Regions from separate parts of the Homo sapiens genome. Here region 2 is linked to region 1. Evidence: chromatin contacts called from ENCODE Hi-C or POLR2A ChIA-PET data. All regions are on one chromosome and are shown on one strand. Each heading gives the region's core, a stretch centred on a gene start or an enhancer-like site at or near the end of the contact. The rest is flanking DNA. Distances are from core to core; before and after follow the strand shown. Region 1 has its middle 52 kb from the start of PLEKHG1. Region 2 has its middle 100 kb from the start of PLEKHG1.

Region 1 (7,144 bases), core at 1,748-4,247:
CCCTTAATTCAAGACTTGTAAAAGGAGGCTAAATACAGCATTCTTAGCAAAAATAAAATGATGGAAACAACCTAATGTGTATTAATAGATGAATTAGTTAATAAAATGTGATGTATACGTATAATGGAATAGTCATAGTGGTTTAGAGCCATAGCTCTATATGTCAATATGAATGGGTTATTTTAAAAACTGGGTGAAAGAAACAAGATGCAGACCTATATATGGTACTGTTTCAGATTATAAGCACTGTGCGGTGCTCTTCAGCACATTTCAGAAACAATACAAACTGGTGGAAATATAAATTGGCATTAGCACATTGTAAAATGGTTTGGCAAGTCTTATTGAAGCTCATTATAATCATATCAGATTACCTAGCAATTCCACTCCTTGTTACGTACCCAATAGAAACATATGTGCACACCAAAACATATGCTCAAGAATGTTCATAGTAGCACTACTCATAATAAATGGAAACTTTGGAAATTGGGAAACATCCCAAATGTTCACCTATGGAAGAATGGTTAAATAAATTGTAGTATGTTAATGTTATTGAATACTGTTAAATTAAGTTTAGCCTAAAGCTGCCTCCTTACATATTTTAAGTTCAGGATAAAAGTTTCTCCATACAAAGTGAACTGTAACCTGACTGGATGCATAAGCAGACTGTAACCTACTCTTGTACCAATCACTGAGTTTCAGGTGATCAAAGATGGCCATCGGTTCAAACTGTGCTGTAACCAGCCCAGCAATTTCCATACCTCCCTTTCCTTTTTCTGTCCATAAATCCTCTCCGACCACACAGCAGGAATCACTTTGAACCTATTCTGGTTGGGAGGTGGAGGGCTGCCCAGTTCTTCAATCTTTCTTTTCTCTATTCAACTTGGTTAAATATGATTTGTTTAAAGTTTTTCTTTTAACAATACAGCAATGAAAATGAATGAACTACAGCTATATTCAAAAGCATGTTTGAATTTCACTTAAGTGTTGAGCAAAAGAAGCCAGACACGAAAGATTATATTACCCAGTATAGAATTCAAAATTAAGCAAAATTAACATACAAAGTTACAATATGAGGGTTGAGTGATGGTAATAATTCTGTTTTTTTTATATGGATGTTTGGTTCATAGATATGCTTACTGTATAGTTATTTACTGAGCTGTAACTTTTGAGTATGTATGCTTTTTACATACACATTTTGCTTCAATAAAAAGCAAAACACACATATAAATGTACTCTATATTTCACGGGTATGTATTACATGTAAAATATGGAAATGATCTTAAATTATACACACCAAACTCAACACACTCATGGTATAATTGCATAGTTGGGGTGGTGTGAGGGACCAAGGTTGGTGAGATCAAGGATGAAGTGAACTTAAGCTACCTCTGTGATGCTTTCATTATTTAAAATAGGGGGAAAAAAGGCTAGAAGCAAATATATTAAAAATTAAGTTGATATTTCTGGGTGATAGAAATATGCATAGGGTATTATACTATTCATTATTTTTAGAACTTAAAATGTTTTTAAAAAATAAGAAAACATTCTAAGGATCAAAATTTTAACATCAAAGAACTGCTAAATTTGAGAGAAATATTCATGTATTATAGATGAGCCCTAAGAAAAAGAGGTAATTTTTCTGAGTTGTTTTAATAAGAGTAACATTTCTTTAAAATCTTCATGCAACAACTGAATTTGGAGAATAAAACGAAGCAGTCATGTTAGTTACACCCGTCACCCCTTCCACCCACTGCTACTAGATGCCACAAAAATTCCCTGGACATTCACAGTGTCATTTGTTCTATTGTTAGTAACAAAACTGAGAAAATCTTGTTTGCTTGCAGGGGCACAAATGTCAGCATCCACCCACTTCTGGCTAAGAGAGCCACAGAAACAGAGGCAGATTAAAAGGATATTGAATAAGATGAAGCTTAATCTTCTCATCTGAAGAACAAAACTAATATTTTACAAACAAGGTGGAAGCGTTGTGAGCCATCTGGGCCCCTCAAACATGGACTTTGGTAAAAGCCTGAGCTGGCCCTGGGCAAGTAGTGCACGAGGTGCCAGAGGCTAAGTGGAGCCGTCTGCAGCTTTGAACGAAGCTTGGCCAGGAGGATGCTCTGGCCAACACAATTGACTTCCTGGTCTCTGCATCGAGATAAAGCCATCCTCAAGGAAGAATGCCAAAAATAGGACATCTTAGAATACAAAGGAAACAAACATTGTTTTTTCCTGACATTGATCCTCTTGACGTGCGACGCCAAAAGATAACTTAGCCCCCTTAAGAGAACATCTCCCTCCCAATAGAAAGAAGGGGGAAAAAATGCAGTTCCATCTGTGAGCCATCTGATTTTCAGACTGAACAATTTCTGAGGCTCAGAGGCAGCTTTTTGACCATGGTCAAAAGCTACCAAGCCGCTGGATTTCAGGCATCAGCACATTTTCCGGTGTCTCCAAACACCTCCAAGGCAGCTTTTCGTGTCAGTAATTTACAACCAATAACTAAGCTCTTACTTATTATTCTTTTCCTGTGTCTTTGCTTAGCAGTGAAAACTGTGTGTCTAGTTGTTTATTTCACCTGCCCAGACCTGATGGAGGGTGAAATAAAAGCAAACAGGCAGACTCAACCAGTGGATGAGCAGATTTGTGATCTGGCCCGGAAAATGTCCATTCTGAAGACAAAGTCCCAGCATAAGGGATGAAAAGTGCTATGGTGGGTTGCTGCATGTTTGTTGCCTCATGCTTTGTCCAGGATTCTCTTCTTTCCCTTTGGTCTGGAAGTTGCTTTTTGCAGGCATCTTACAAGTAGAAAGAATGGTCTTCCAGGAGCTCCCTCCTAATGCTCTAAGGATTTGATTTCTTGCTCTCAGACAGTCATTTTCATGCACATTTTGCAAAACATGGAAATAGATGCATCGGTCTGCTTCTGGAAGTGCTGCCCCTTGGGAGGGAGCTGGGAGGGACCTTCAGTCCTGTTCTCAGCATGGACTTTAGTTACATGCCTACATCTGTGGAACGCGTATCTATGACCCTCTTGTCTGTGTCCAGGCAGCTGGCCAAGAGGGAGAGAGACTAAAGGACAAAAAAGAGGGAGGGAGGAAGAGGAAAGGGAGGGAGGAAGAGGAAAGGGAGGGAGGAGGGGGCTGGGTGGATTGAGGAGCATGAAGTCCCTAGAGGTGAAGGAGAGGAAGACCAACAGCGTGTGTCTGTGACTGGAATGCCAGGAACTAGTTTTCTCTGTGGCTGGAAAGTAGCCTTGAAGGCAATCCCTGGGGAAACGTTTGGTAAACTAAACTTCGAACTGGTGTTTTGGTTGGGGGGGAGTGTCATGACATTAGAGGAATGACTCCTCTTCAATCCTTGCGTCTCCTTGACAAGTAGAAAATATACAGCCCTGGCCAAGGTTACGGGTAGGAGGTTCGGTGCAGGAATTGTGTCAGGAATGAATAGACCCTTGATTCTGGGGCTTCGAGCTCAAAGGCCACACCACATGCCTTTGACTATAGTTCCAACTGAAATCAAAATCTGAAGCCCCTTGACAATGGCGCATCCCAGTCAGGTGAAAGATCAAAAGTTGGTCTATTCTGTGTTTGACAAGAAGGCATAGCCAGGGATTGTGACAGGGAGGTCCCCAGAACGACCCACAGCTCTACCTCTGTTGCCTGAAGCACATTGACAGTGGAAAAAAAGTGGGCAGCTAGCACAGGCCCAATAGAATTCTTCAAAGGTGCCTGTCCGAGTCAGTTCAAATCAGCCTTCCTGAATTCCCCGAGTCAATGTTGTAGGTGTCACACATATATATGTAAAAAGAAAATAAAATTTCAGGACCTTCTGAATTTATTACACCAAAGGGAAAAATTAAGACCTGGAAACTGACTCAGGGAACACGGCTGTTTTCCTTCCCTGGTGCATGGCCACCGTTGCTTTCTGACTTTTGTGCTGGGATGTTATACATTAACCAGACTCTATTCTTCATTCAAACCTGGGCTAAATGATGTGGACATGGAGACCCTTGTGATGATTACCTCTTTACAATAAAATGTTAAACAACCCTCTTAGAGTTTACAGTCAACAGTAGCCAATCAAATCTTATATTTGTATGTTAGCTTTTGTATGGAAAATGTGATTCTAGTCAGCACCTCCGTTTTGCCTACATAAATGGTCCTCATTTTACCCAATGTAGGGAACACTGATCACCTATTTCCAGTGTCACTCCACTCCCCAGACAGCCACCTTCATACTTTGCCCTTGAATAAACTCTCTTTAAATTAGATTCTGACCCTTTTGATTAATTTAGGCTGACACATATGTCATTTAGGATGTGTGTGACTGGTTACTATCTAACACTTTAAAGTTGTATTCTGGATCTGGAGGGATAAATGGAAGCTGTTGCATCATAACCAGATCTCACTCTCTACTCTTGCCAGTCTCGCCCATTGACCAGGCCCAGTGGGTATCAGTGAGCAAGGGAGCCCCCCAATGCAACCCATAAGAGTCAGTCCCAGAGGCACAGAGCAGGGTGGACAAGAATGAGAATGCACCTAGAAGAGCAAAGGAAGGTGACCCAGGGCACTGCCTCACTCTCAGTCCTAGGGGAGCCCCCGTTGGTGCCCCCGGAGGCAGAAAAGATCTCTGCTCTTAAGCTACAGAGCAGATGGACATGACATTTAGGCTAATCCCATGGCCTGAATGGAAGGCAGAACAAGCCCCATCCACCCCATGACACCACCTCCAGCCTGCACTGCCGTTCACAGGTGCCGGTGATGTCCCCAGCTGTTATCAGAGAAGGCCAGGGGACCCTCCATGAGTGTCTGAAGGATGTACAGTTCTGCCAGGTCCATAGCCCCTTGCAGCAGACTCCATGCCAGGCATCCATGCCAGGCCCCCTGGGATTTCTACTAGGCAACATTCTCCAAAGCTTTTCTAAGGAAAATGTCCTTTGCCAACAAAGCAGTACCCGTGGCGCTATGTTCGTGCTGCACTAGCTTAGACGGTGTGTCACAGGACTGCCGCATGGCAGGGCCTCTCTCATGCTCCCTCCCACTCCCCTCTGTCTCTTGGCCCGAGTCCTCCTCCTGTTCCTCTCTTTATCCCTCCTTCTCCCATTTTTGTTCATTACTGCCTCGCCTTCTCCCTCAGCTTCTCCCCTTCCAATTGTTTGCAAGAGATTTTGAAAGGGTGGGGAGTAAGAAACAGGCAAAGATCGGGCAAGATTGTAGAGTGGAGAGAGGGAGGAAGGACCTGGAGCTTCTGCTGAGCTGTCTTTGTGTTCTCTTGCTTTCAATAAATGACCTCATTTCCCAGGGCGTCTGTTTATGAGAATTCTTCATGACACTCTATACCACAGTTCTCCATGATTCCATGACCAGAAGCCAGTCCACGAGCTTTCTAATAAAGCTCACCACTCCTGAGCCACCTGCTGCCTTGGAAAATTCTTCTCAAGTGACTGTACCTGTTTGTTGTACACGTCTGGAGGAGTGGGCTGGGAAGGAGGGTTGCGAAGGAAAGTAAAGTTAAACTGCATGCCCCTTCCCTTCCCTTCCTGCCCTGGGCTGACCAGGCTCCCCGGTGAAGCCACACACTACTGGACACATCTCCCAAAACCAGGCCCTGTTACCCAGGCCTGGTGTCCTCTGATGTGACTTGTTCCCAGGGCCTCTTTTTTTCCCACTGCATATGGCCCATTCCCCAAAAGGCTGGCCTTTGACCTCTAACCTGTCCACAGATTGGTGTTTTCAATCTCTAAATCCCTTTTAACTCTCGCATTCTCTGAATCAAAAGTAACAGTTAAGGGTGTGATTTGCCTGCCTGCACATAATCGCCCCAGGGCCTTCTTTACCAAATGTGCATTTGTCACATGGGCATTTTGTTGTTTAACCCAGATAAGTGATTCTGATAGTGCTTCCTGCAAGCCAGACGGGCAGAAGCTAGCGCAGGTAAGAAGCAAGTGTGTTAGGGTAGGTGAAACCTTTCAGTGGGATGTCCTGGGCACCATACCCACCATCCTGTACAGCCACAGTACCCCATAGGGGCCGAGGTGGGCTCTGTACTCCTTCCTGGAGCCTAATTAATATATATATTTTTTGAGACGGAGTTTTGCTTCTGTTGCCCAGGCCAGAGTGCCATGGCACCATCGCTGCTTGCTGCAACCTCCGCCTCCCGGTTCAAGTGATTCTCCTGCCTCAGTCTCCCAAGTAGCTGGGATTACAGGTGTCCATCACCACGCCCGGCTAATTTTTTGTATTTTTAGTAGAGACGGGGTTTCACCATGTTGGCCAGGCTGGTCTGAAACCCCTGACCTCAGGTGATCCACCCACCTCGGCCACCCAAAGTGCTGGGATTACAGGTGTGAGCCACCGAGCCCAGCCCTAATTGATATTAATGACAGCTTCTAATTCGTAAGAATGAGCAATTCAACCAAAGGGCCTCTCAATGGCCTTTAAGGCAAGAAATCTGTCACTCAGCGTCCTCAAGGCAAGAAATTGTTCTTTCTTATTTTTCCTGGTATATCAGTGTGTCCCATGGAGGACAATCCTTGAGATTTTTCTGAAGCTAGAGCAAAATTGCTCCCCAAAAAGTTGCAACCAGATTCTGCTTTTAACGTTAAGGCTTGGTTTTACTTCAGAATGTCCCTTTTATGGGAAAAGCCGCTTGACAGGGCCATTTTAGTTTATTAAGTCAATTGTTCAACAATTACTGAGCATTGATTAAATGTCAAAACTATCCTCATTTCTAGGCTTATCACAAAGCAGAGTCCCTGTGATCCCAAAGCTTGCAATAAGTGAAGTAGAAATACAATCAACAAGCAACCAAACAACAACAATTTATATATATATAAATTTATATATATATTAATTTATATATATATATATTTTTTTGAGACGGAGTCTCGGGCTTTGTTGCTCAGGCTGGAGTGCGGTGGCGCGATCTCAGCTCACTGCAATCTCTGCCTCCCAGATTCAAGCGATTCTCCTACCTCAGCCTCCCAAGTAGCTGGGGCTGCAGGTGTGTGCAGCCACGCCCAGCTAATTTTTGTATTTTTAGTAGAGACGGGTTTTTGCCATGTTGGCCAGGCTTGGAGTGGAGATGCCCAGTGTGATTTGGGGTGTCATACAAGATGGTAGGTTTGATGCTCGTGATGTGT
Region 2 (7,144 bases), core at 1-2,500, 55 kb before region 1:
GTCATGTCACTAATGGCTCCAGAACAGAGACCTCAGCCTGGTTTCTTCCTGGATGTGGAAGGTTGCAGCCCCCTGCCCCCTCCCCACGTTCTCAGCAGGTGTTCCTGCATTGCTCTATTTCAGGAGTTTAGGAAGCCTAAGAAATACGTGTGTATCCAGCTCTGTTTTCACAACAAGGGTCAAACCAAAAAACCACAGGTCAAAAGGAACCAGGAAAAGGAAAAAAAAAATACACTTTATCCATAAAATGTATTTTTAAACATCTGTTTTTCCTGTGCAGCTGTCTGGCCTGATTCCTCTCCATTGAAGAGCAAAATGTTTTGTTCTTTTTAAATGTATAATAATTAAAAATAAATTTTGAAAACTTACCTCAGGACCAGAATTTTTTTTTAGAATTGGAAAAGATCTCATAATTCATTTAATCCAACCCTTATTGTATGTAGGTGAAGAAATGACACCAGGAGGATGACTTGCTGGTTCGTGATGGGACTCACCTCTGCTAATGCAAGGGCTGACTGCCATAATCACCTCGTATGTGGACATTTATGACATCCCAAGACTCATAATTTCCCTTGAGAAGTTCCAAGTTTAGTAGATGGAAAAGATGTTGCCTGCTCCAGGTAATACTGGAGACATTAGGTGATGTGCCTCAAATTTCACAGCTAGTAACCTTACATCCCTGTTCAAAATTCAATGGTTCTTCTACATTAGAGATACAGCCTTTGGCCTGCCCCATCACTCTTCTCACCCCATCACTAGTCCCACCCTCTGCTGGCCCTACCCCTCTCTTGCCCCACCCTCTCTCTCGGGCCCCACCTTCTCACTGACCTGTCTTTTCATTGGCCCTGCCCTTCCAATGGCCCTACCCTCTTCCTGGCCCCACCTTATCACTGACCCGCCTTTTCATTGGACTTGCCCTCTCACTGGCCCCACCCTCTTGCTGGCCCCACCTTCTCACTGACCTGCCTTTTCATTGGCCCTGCCTTCTCACTGGCCCCACCTTCTTGCTGGCCCCTCAGGTCCTTCCATCCTCCCTCCTTGTGGTTGCATGGCTTCCCACATTCTGTGCCTCTGGTGGCACAGGGTTCCAGCACCATCATTAGCTGCGAGGGTGATCCCTGCAAGTCCCCTGAGATTCGAAATTTACCTTCCTCCTCTGTGAAATGAGAAGACTGGACTGGCGCCCTTCTAAGGATGTCTGCTGGAGGTCAGGTCTCTGGCTCGGGACAGACACAGATGTGAGAGAATCGCACCACTCTTGCTGGACTGGCACACCAGGCCCACATAGTGACTCAGCCATGCAGCCCTCGGCCCCACAGGTTTCTTGGCTCACTTCCCTGACTCTCCTTTACTCCCTTTGTCTAATAACGTGTCTGAAAGTAAACCAGTTTCCTGGGGAACATTGTTTTCCCATTATAAATTCCTTTACAGCAAGCACCAAGTGACTGGCTGTGCACTGGTTAAAGCTTAAGGGTATTTCCTGAAGGCTATATTCGGCCTGAGCAGATTTTTGTGTTTTTAATTGTTATTTTCCTAAGAGAAAAGGTCAATGGCTATATTGTTTAGAAAATAGATTCAAACTGGATACATAAATTTCAGTGGGAACGAGAAGGGTCCCAGGAAAGAGGAGTCCCTGACCATGAGCTGGGCATGTTAGGTCCACCGATTCATAAGGTCTCAGACCAGTTGCAATAGATGGTGCTATGGAAAGGCTTCATTTGGGATCAGGTTGGAGAAGGTGTGTGTGTAGAGGGGAGAGGGAATCTCCTCAAGTAAGCTACATGAGAAGGTGCCTAATACGGTATGGTTCTGTGTCCCCACCCAAATCTCATCTTGTAGCTCCCATAATTCCCATGTGTTGTGGGAGGGACCCAGTAGAAGATGATTCAATCATCTTCTTTCCCCTACTGTTCCCATGACAGTGAATGGGTCTCACGAGATCTGATGGTTTTAAAAATGGGAGATCCCCTGCACAAGCTCTCTTTTCACCTGCCACCATCCATGTAAGATGTGACTTGCTCCTCCTTGCCTTCCACCATGATTGTGAGGCCTCCCCAACCATGTAGAACTGTAAGTCCAATAAACCACTTTCTTTTGTAAATTGCCCAGTCTTGGGTATGTCTCTATCAGAAGCATGAAAACAGACTAATACAGTGCCTCAGAACTCCACGTGGCTGATCTCTGAGCTACTGTAGCCTCTGCCTCTCCTCATACCTATGGCCTCCTGGGTGTTCCCTATAACCTGTTAGGTGAGAGGACAGATAATTTAAAATGGACTTGAGGAGCAAAATGCCACATATCAAGTCTTGTTTTTAAGAAATTGTTACCAGCTGATGAAAATACACATGGAGTATCCACAATGCCTTTGGAACTGAACTGCTGTACTTATTCTTCCAGATTATTTCAGACAGTGAGGATGTTCTTTCTGAAATGTTCTTGTCTATTTCCAATGAGTAAAAATAGAAGAGGGGAGAAAAAGCCAGGGCCTGAGCCAGCTTGTGGGCCTTTCTAGGTCACTATTTTATTGGTAATCATTTTTTCATAACTGTGTATTTATTCCCTATGGGTGTGTCCTGGATTCCATGGCAAATATCCTTTGATGACCACAGCAGTGTCTTCCGATGAAGGTCCAGGGCTGCATCCCAAACACCCCCACCGACAGCTCAGCCAACAGGACGGATCACGACTGAAACAGATGTTCTTGCTCCCCCGGCCAAAAAGTTGGAGTCCCTCCCTGGAGATGAGACACTTCCCTTTGACACCAGAAGCACCTTCCTGATTTCATCAGATGAGATACTTGTTTGGGGAATGACCCCAATGTCTTGCCTTAAGCAAACAAATAAAATGTTTGAATTTAGTGAGGGCATGAACCCGATATGTAAAATGTAGAGTTAGGAAAATTATATTGTATAGAAAATAGCACATTATTTCCCTGGTGAGCCAGCAACCTCCCAAAATAATTGTGTAAAACAGAGGATAAAAAGAGCTCAGCAAGAAACCCTTATGTCCTCGAGAAGGCAACCAAATTGGAGAATGAGGTTTAGTATACGGTATTTCTCAACAAGAACTGTAAAACTGAATTAAAACCTGAAAGCAATGATAAAACTCTTACTAAAATATGTAGTCCATGCATTTCTTCTGTGTGATTCTTCCGTGCGATTCTTTAGAACTGAACTGAACACCTTTGGAACTGAAAGACTCTACTTACTCTTCCAGGTTATTTCAGACAATGAGGATGTTCTTTCAAAATTAACGTGCTTCTCAAAACTTAACAGGCACATGAGTCGCCTGGAGATCTTGTTAAAATGTAGGTTCTAATTCAGCAGGTCCTAGGTAAGGCCCCAGATTCTGCATGTCTAATAGGCTCCAAGGTTTACACTATTCTTAAAGCAGTGCAGTCATTTCCAAGTGCAGTCATTGGATCACTTGTATGAGAATCTCCTAAGTGATCTGTTGAAAAACACAGATTCCTGTGCTCCACCACAGACTTACAAAATCCAGTGTTTACAGTGATTGCCCAGGAATCTGTATTTAACACGCTTACCAATGATTCTTATTAAAGCTTGAGAACTGACACTGTCTATGGATAAATGGCTAATTTGGGATAACTAGGAAACTTGTAGGAGATGCCATGAGATTGTTGCACACCATGAAGAAGGTTTGGGCTGTGCTAAGTGGGTTCTTGTACTTTTACAGTAAGGAAAACTGCTAAGCAGTTAAGTGGCTGGGGCATAAATAGCAGGCGCTACCAAGTCAGGCAGTCCAGGTGACAGGGAAGGAGCTTACAGGAGCATTAATGATGATAGGATACTGTACTAATTTCTGTTGCTAAAAGAAACTATAATTTTCAGTATTGAGCAGATGTTCCTTACTTTAAAAAATAGTTATGATTTTGGAAAGTTGCAGAAAATTAAGTTTTTATTCTCTTATCTTCTCATTGACTTCCATTATAATTTTGGAGCAGTTTTGTCATCATTTATGTGAATTCTACAATTGGTGGCGGGTCCTAGCATTTCGTTTTTATCATTTCTAGTCCTCAGTCTCCATTTCTTTGATGGAAGAGAAAAGAATTTGTAAACATATGCTAACTTTCATCAAGTAAGTTGCTTTAAAAAGTACAGTAAGTCTTTGTTCAAGATTACACTTGTTCGGTAATAATGGTAGCTGACATTTGCAATGCATTTATTACGCACAGTACTTGGAACTGTGACAAGTCAATTAAGTTTATAATTTCAACCTATCCTAAAAACAATCATATGAATATGTGCCATTATTATCCCCATTTTCTGTTGCATGAATGAATTGCCCAAGGTCACATAGACCATGAGGGGTCAAGGTCAATAAGGGGCCTGGTGCCGGGGCCTGAGGCCTTAACACTGTACTTCTTAGAGACGCTTATTGATTTAATCTTTAAACATTTTTTATTCAAGAAATAGATGTAATTTACTTAAATGCAGTGTTTTCAAATTTAGTCTTTTTTCTTTACTTTTTTCCTTTGATTCTCCATCCCACCTTTTAACCCATCATCTCATATGAACTACTCAGACAACCTCATAATTATCTTTCCATACTTTTCTAAGTTTATCTAATTCCACACACCCACACACATAAACATGCCTGTATGGATGAAAGGTGACTTGTTATTATAATTTGACTCCCCCTGACAATTAGTGGTTTGATCATTTTCCATATTCATCTTAGCTGTGTGGATTTATTCTTGTGAAGTGATTATTCATCTTCTTTACTCACTTTTCTGTTAGAGTGCATTTCCCTTTTCATCAATTCCTGAGATCTTTTTGTGTATTACAGATATTGTAAGACACTATTCTCTGCCTTAGAAGTATTTTTCCAGATCTGCTGTTTTGTCCGTTTTTAAAAGTGTACAATTTGTATGGGTCAAATATGTGTTTTTAATTTTCTACCTTCTGAGTTTCTAGTCTTTGTTAATAACATCTTCCTCTCCCAATATTAGACAGATTTTCCTAGATTTTTCTGCAGAAATTATTGCTTATTTTATTTATTTACTTCTTTTGGCATTCAGTCTATAAGCCATCTGGAATTTATTTTTTATATGAAGTAAGTAGGCGCCCAATTTTATTTTACAGATAGTAGCAGTGCTTATTTTAAATAATCCATTCTTTTCCCACTAAATTTAAATCTCACTTAAATTATTAGCTATGCTCTATTTATTTGCCTTTATTTTTGCATTCTTCTTTCTGTCTCACTCTTATTTATTTATTCCTAGATGAATACCCTATTGATGCGATTACAATGCTTTAGAGTTTTCCCATATTTGGTAAGGCAATTATTTTTCTAAAGTATCTTGACCACAGATAGTTATTCTCCTCTATAAATTTTAAGATCCTTTAATCTAATTTAAATATTTGATGGAATTCTAACTGGAATTGCATTATGTCCAAATGCTAATTTAGGGATATCAATATTTTTATTGTAGTAAGGCTTCCCACCCAGGAATATGTAACATTTTTCTACTAGTTTGGAAACTCTTTCATGTCCTTTAATAAGATTTTATTGTTTTCTTCTTTGAAATCCAGTGTATTTTTGTTACTCCTCTATGTTTTAGGGTTTCTGTCTGTATGATAAGTGGGATATTTTAGCCATTTCTTTTTGGTGCTTTTTGATTAAATTGGAGGTGGGGGAATATTGATTTTGAATATTTAGGTTATATCTAAAAACCTAACATGATTTTTATTAATTCAATTATTAGTCTCAGATGTTTATAGCTACATGGTAGTATAATCAGTAAGCTCTAGTTTTCAATGTTTATAATGTAATTTCATTTTCTTATCTTACTAAAAATTTCTAAGAACCTTGAGGCAGTGTTGGATCTTTTTGATAAAACGGAGCATTTCTGTTTATTGACCAATTTTAACTGAAATGATTTTATGAATATGCTATTTAGGATTAAATTGTGATTGATTTTTGATAGTCTTCACTATATTTATACAGCATCTGATAGTCCTATAAGACTTTGAGATTTAAATAAAAATAACTGCTATTTTGTAAACTGATTTTCACTTTAACAAGAGACACTCTAAACACCACATGAAAATAGCTATACTTACATGCCTTTTTTTCTTCTCTCTCTCGAGACAGGGTCTTGCTGTGTTTCCCAGAGTGGTCTTGAGCTCTTGGGCTCAAGCAGTCCTCCCAACTCAGCCTCCTAAGTTGCTGGGAGTATGTCCAGCGAATTTTTATGGCTACAGAGGGTTTTATTTGCTGGCTGTACATAATTAATTACTACAAACCATATGGTTAAAGTTTTAGATGGTTTTCAGAGTTCACCAGTATGAAAACCATCACAATAAATATAATTGTAAAATGCCAGCATTTTCAACAGCTTCTATGGCATGGATATGTCCCTGTTTATTCAATCTTTTTCCTATTGATGGGACTTCAACTTTTTGCACTCTTTTGCAACTACAGCTAATGCTTCAACATATTTTCACATATATCCTGGGGGACCTACGTTTATATTCTATAGAGTAATTTCATAAATAAAGAATTGTGTGCTGGTTCAATTATTTTAATTCTATTTGCTTATCTTGCCAGATTGCTTTTCAAAAGAAACGTAACAATTTATACTTTCACCTGCTATGTATGATAATGATTTCTTCCTGATCCTCATCAGCACTGAATACGAGTGGCAATTTTATTACTTGACATATATAAATGAAATATATATGAAATAAAATATTTATTTATTCTTTTTTTTCATATATATGTCTGTCGTGGTCTGTCCTTTAGTAGAATAATTCAGCCCGTTTACATTTAATGGAACTACCAATAAGCTGAATATTATTCCTTCCATTGATTTATGACTTTTATTTATTTCACTTTTTTAGTCTCTCCTTTCTTCCTTTTCTTTCTTTCTTTCCCCTGGATCACTCAAGTTATTATCTCTTTCCCATTTCTTCGTATTTTCAGAAGTTCTTTTCTGCTTTACCATTTGCTAGAGGCTACCTTCACTGTCCCTATAGTCACAATCCAAGCCTTATTTCCTACTATTACCATAAAACTAATGTGGCCAGAAAACATCGATGCCGAAACTTGTTCACACATATGCAGCAGAGAGGGGCTGAGGAGCAGAAAAGGAAAAGGGAGTAAAAATGAATTATTTCTA

What was found. Hi-C counts contacts between places; a loop is a spot of excess contacts on that map. ChIA-PET counts read pairs that join two places held with the same protein, here RNA polymerase II (POLR2A).
Region 2: a map of Right ventricle myocardium inferior shows a loop between it and region 1 (2.0-fold over the local background). The contact joins two enhancer-like sites. A Hi-C loop is called at or near these places in 1 of 168 maps with a recorded cell type or tissue (Right ventricle myocardium inferior). POLR2A ChIA-PET finds 5 or more read pairs at or near these places in 6 of 52 experiments (HEK293, OCI-LY7, PC-9 and 3 more).

The regions. Positions count from the first base shown.
Region 1 is chr6:150,544,599-150,551,742 of GRCh38, forward strand. No RefSeq gene overlaps it. Among named protein-coding and RNA genes, the nearest start is that of PLEKHG1, 52 kb to the right of the region's middle. Within about 2 kb of position 2,998, at least 2 of the 41 ENCODE cell types and tissues checked have a DNase peak (open chromatin) inside an H3K27ac peak, as active enhancers do.
Region 2 is chr6:150,491,826-150,498,969 of GRCh38, forward strand. No RefSeq gene overlaps it. Among named protein-coding and RNA genes, the nearest start is that of PLEKHG1, 100 kb to the right of the region's middle. Within about 2 kb of position 1,251, at least 7 of the 41 ENCODE cell types and tissues checked have a DNase peak (open chromatin) inside an H3K27ac peak, as active enhancers do.